Regions from separate parts of the Homo sapiens genome. Here region 1 is linked to region 2. Evidence: chromatin loops called from intact Hi-C (ENCODE). Cell type or tissue: dorsolateral prefrontal cortex. All regions are shown on one strand.

Evidence for each region. A loop is a pair of places that touch in the nucleus more often than their neighbours do. Peaks named below come from ENCODE experiments on the same cell type or tissue, not always from the same donor. Only the 100,000 strongest peaks of a DNase experiment are listed, where the experiment ranks them.
Region 1: a loop joins it to region 2, with 3 times the contacts of the local background. A loop is called at or near these places in 48 of 110 quality-filtered maps.

The regions. Positions count from the first base shown.
Region 1 is chr10:91,388,323-91,390,822 of GRCh38, reverse strand. The region is part of intron 3 of HECTD2-AS1 (HECTD2 antisense RNA 1); the gene reads left to right. Among named protein-coding and RNA genes, the nearest start is that of HECTD2, 21 kb to the left of the region's middle. In dorsolateral prefrontal cortex, CTCF peaks have their summits at 790 and 994 (motif pointing left); no DNase peak of the experiment used is centred here; H3K4me3 peaks cover 446 bases.
Region 2 is chr10:91,296,998-91,299,497 of GRCh38, reverse strand. No RefSeq gene overlaps it. Among named protein-coding and RNA genes, the nearest start is that of PCGF5, 78 kb to the right of the region's middle. In dorsolateral prefrontal cortex, CTCF peaks have their summits at 867 and 1,069 (motif pointing left); DNase peaks (open chromatin) are centred at 697 and 1,057; H3K4me3 peaks cover 1,115 bases; H3K27ac peaks cover 965 bases.

The DNA.
Region 1 (2,500 bases), 91 kb before region 2:
TTTGTAGCTGGAAAGGTGGGGAAAAGTTTCACAGAGGAGGTGTCATCTGTTGCCCTGGAAATGGCACTGAGTGGAGTTTCCTCTAAAGTTTATTTACATTGTACAGAAGAAATGTCACATCAGAAACTTGTCCCTTGAGGCCAGGCATGATGGCTCATGCCTGTAATCCCAGCACTTTGGGAGGCTGAGGTGGGCGGATCACTTGAGGTCAGGAGTTTGAGACCAGCCTGGATAACATGGTGAAATCCTGTCTCTACTAAAAAATACAAAAATTAGCTGGGCATGGTGGCACGCACCGTAATCCCAGCTACTCAGGAGGCTGAGGCAGGACAATCGCTTGAACCTGGGAGGCAGTTTGCAGGGAGCCAAGATTGCCCACTGCACTTCACCCTGAGTGACAGAGTGAGACTCAGTCTCAAAAAAAAAAAAAAGAAAGAAACTTGCTCCTTGAATTCTTGTTTCATCACTGGTCTGAAATCTAAACAGAAGGAAAGCCAGCTGTAGAATTGCTATGTTCCAGAAATAAATATACAGAAACTTCTTAAATTGAAAGTTACACTCGATTTGTATTCTACTGAATTACAAGCACTCATAAATGTTTATTTCCTTGTAATTCATTTCTTTGTTAGATACAATGATGCTTAATTCCACCTTGTGGTTAACGTGGAGGATGGAGCATTCTGAGAATGTGAGAACATACAGCACTAATTTATTAGGATAGCTGCTTTCTGTCTGAGATGAATCCCATCTCCAATCCCATTTGTATTTTGTAGTTTTTTCTCTCCAGGCCAGGCAATTAATCCTTATGCTCTTTAGCACTCTGGCACTTAGCCTCTGTTTCAAGTGTTCTTTTTACATTTGTTGAATGTTTCCTCAAACTTAAATACCGAATTGACTAAAATGCATGGAAAAATACAAAGAATATGTGAGAAATATGTTATTTTTTAAAAAGTTACTTTCGTTATTCATCTGGAACTGCACCTGTGGTGTATAGTAATCTCGGTTACATTGCCCTCTAGTGGTGGTAGTACGGTAGTCATCTTATTAACATTTATTGAATATCTGCTGTGTAGGTAGGCTCTGAGGATATTGAGACAATTAAGAAACAGTTCCTACTCTTGTTGATTTCTCATTCTAGCAGAAGATGCATTTCAGCATAGCACGTGTGAAAAGGAACTGTGTAGGTAGGTAGTCATCTTTTCAGTAGTCATCTTATTAACATTTATTGAATATCTGCTGTGTAGGTAGGCTCTGAGGATATTGAGACAATTAAGAAACAGTTCCTACTCTTGTTGATTTCTCATTCTAGCAGAAGATGCATTTCAGCATAGCACGTGTGAAAAGGAACTATAGCAGGAGCACGTACAAAGGTCTATGAGTGCTCTGGGGAAGGAATAATTAATTCTCTCTAAGTGCATCCAGAAGGGCTTTTCAAACACATTACACTTCAGCAGCACCTTGGAAAGTGCATAGGAGTGTTTCAGGTATTCTGTCTTCAAGAGACCCATCTCACATGCAATGACATCCATAGGCTCAAAGTAAAGGGATGGAGAAAGATCTCTCAAGCAAACAGGAAAAAAAAAAAAAAAAAAGAAAGCCGGTGTTGCTTTTCTTATTTCAGAAAAAACAGACTTTAAAGGAACAATGATCAAAAAGACAAAGAAGGGAATTACATAATGGCAAAGGGTTCAATTAAACAAGAAGACTTGACTATCCTAAATATATATGCACCTGACATTGGAGCACCCATATTCATAAACAATTTTTAGGAACCTATGAAGGGACTTAGATAACTACACAGTAAGTGTGGGAGACTTGAACACCCCACTGACAGCATCAGACAGATCACCGAGGCAGGAAACTAAAAAAGATATTTGGCACCCAAACTCAACACTGGACCAAATGGACCTAACAGACATTTGCAGAACACTACCGCCAACAACAACAGAACATACATCGTTCTCATCCGCACATGGCACAGACCACACACTTGGCCACAAAGCAATTCTCAATAAATTCTAACTGAAATCATACCAACCATACTCTCAGACCACAGCAAAATAAAAATAGAAATCAATATTAAGAAACTGCTGAAAACCACACAATTACATGGAAATTAAACAATCTGCTCCTGAATGACTTTTAGGTAAACAATGAAATTAAGGCAGCCATCAAGAAATTATCTGAAATGAATGAAAACAGAGATATAACATATCAGAATCTCTGGGACACAGCTAAAGCAGTGTTGAGAGAGAAGTACAGTGCCTTCATCACTAAATGCCTACATCAAAAAGTCAGAAAGGTATCAAATTAACAACCTAATATCACAACTAGAGGAACTAGAAAAGCAAGAGCAAACTAACCCCAAAGCTAGCAGAAGAAAAAAACCAAAATCAGAGCTGAACTAAATTCAGATGTGAAAAACCATACAAAAGATCAGTGAACCCAAAAGTTGGGGTTTTGAAAGAATAAATAAGATTGATAGACCACTGGCTAGATT
Region 2 (2,500 bases):
AGAGAGAAGGCCCTTGGAGAGAGCCTTAGACACATGAAGTATAAGCTAAAATTCTTCTATGTCAGTTAGTTTGATTAGTACTGACTGCCAAATAGCAAAAGAAGCCCCCACAGATCCATGGGGTGGGGGGAGGCTCAGTACTTTTAAGATTTGTGAAGGGGTCCCAAGAACAAAACAATTGAGAACTAGCATTATTAGCTCTATGGTGAACAATAGGACCCTCAGGAAGTGCCAGACCTGGGAGGGAACTTGGGTACCCTACAACCGGGCTCTCATTTTACAGATGAGAAAACTGAGGCTCGGCTCTCTAGCGGTTTGCCGGCAGGTCACCCAAGGGGCAATGACAGAGCCAGCCCTGGGCTCTGATGGCAGCTTCTGTGCTTCCTGATTCCCATCCCTGGGATTGAGACCGGGACAACGCTTTTCCATAGGTGTTCCTAGATTAGCAGAGGATGCTGGGAACAGCTTTCTGTGGCTCATTCTTGCATAGAAAGAAAACCCTCCTAAAGGTTTTGGAATCTCGCCCTTCATGTTCACTGTGCTCACACAAAGCTCTTCTTTTCAGAAGCAGTTCTTTTCTCAGAACACTTCAAATGTAACAAATATACATCCATCAGCGTGGAGCGGCAATCAGCTCACTCACTATTCATTCGAGTTGGTGACCCAGGGCCTCCGCGCCCTGGAAACGCTCCACGGGGACACCGCGCCGTGCCAGAGAAGCTGGCCTCCAAACAACCCGCTGTAAACAGCTTTGCAGAGATCTTCCTCTGGAGGGCACAGATCCCTGGGATTGCTAGGATGAGGTTTCTCATTCTTTCCGAAGTAAAGGGAACTGGCAAAGTTAAAGCAGGAATGAAAGAGCTTTGATCTTATGAGGCGGAGGTGCTTATCCCAGCTGGGGTTAACAAGGAGGACATTCAAGCACTGCGAGCGGTCCACTCCTCGTTCTTGCATGCCCCAGCCCTGAAGGAAGTGGGTTGCAGCTCTCGTTACCCATCCTCCAGGTGGATCCTCTTCCTTCTGCCCGCCCTCAAAAGGCAAAGAACCACTGCGGGCTGATGGCGCCCTCTGGAGGCCGTGATGGGAAACTGTGTGCCTCAATTTTGCAGCCACGGCTGCCTTCCCCTCCCCCACTTTCCAGGGGCTCCTGCCCAGGTCGGGCTTCCCAAGGTCTCTTCCTCAGTACATTACACATACTCCTTCTTATGTGTGAGCACATAGATAGCAAAGCACCCAGAGGCACGCATACCCTTCTTTAACCCCCCGGTTCATCTCAAGTCTTACCTGTCAGTTATCTCACGTTAAAAAAAAAAAAAAAAAACAATTCCACCTCCCTCTTTTCATTCCATTTGTGTTGCCCAGAGTTTAATCACATCTGACAAGACTCACAGGGGTGTTAGTGAAAGAACTCTACCAAGGGAAAGAAACACCACCTGCAATGAAGTAAAACTGAGTGCAGTCAACAGATGTAATCCTGTAGGGCCTGGTGGGGCTGCCAGGCTCCCAGGTAGAGGAAACCACCATCGCAGTTTGCAGAAGACTAGTGGAGCTCCCGGGTCATGAGATTATTAAGTGCTAAAACCGGGACACTCCCATTAAAACTGTGGCAGTGGGTCGCCCTACTTCAAGGACTTGGTGGTCCAGAGGTTTCGCCTTCCTGGGAGATTTCTCCTTGATTCATTCGGGAGAAATGAAAGAACTGAGTGGGGAAGGAAAAATGAAAGTAAGTATTAAATAGCTCTTATAAATTACAGGAATTTGGGGAGCACCCATGCTTACGCAGACACGTAGGCAGATGTATAGAGTACACCGATTTGGATTTAATGTAGGATGACTATTGATTCCGTTTTTGAAGCATTCATACTAACAATGTCCCTTAAATAAAAGCAATCTCACATTTTTGTCAAAGAAACATTAATAATTTCCACTTATGCATGTTTGCGTAATTTCTTATTACTCTAGTTAAAAAGCTTATGCATCTCATAAAAGCTAAAAAGTAATAGCTGCTTTTAAATTTTATTTTTTATTTTTATGAGTACATAGTCGGAGTGTGTATTTATGGGGTATATGAGATGTTTTGATACAGGCATACAATGCATTATAATCACATCAGGGTAAATGGAGTATCTATCACCTCAAGCATTTATCATTTCTTTGTGTCACAAACATTCCAATTATACTTTTAGTTATTTTTAAATGTACAATAAATTACTGTTGACTGTAGTCACCCTGTTGTGCTATCACATTCTTATTTATTCTATCTAACTATATTTTTGTACCCATTAACCATCCCCAATGTCTTCCACTTCCTACTGCCCCTCCCAGCCCATGGTAATCATCATTGTGTTCTCTATCTCCATGAATTCAATTGTTTTAATTTTTAGTTCCCACAAATGAGTGAGAATATGTAAAATTTGTCTTCTGTGAATGGCTACTTTTTATTGAGCACTTGACTACTGAGAACCGCACTGTCTTTTTATCATACACAAATGATGGATGA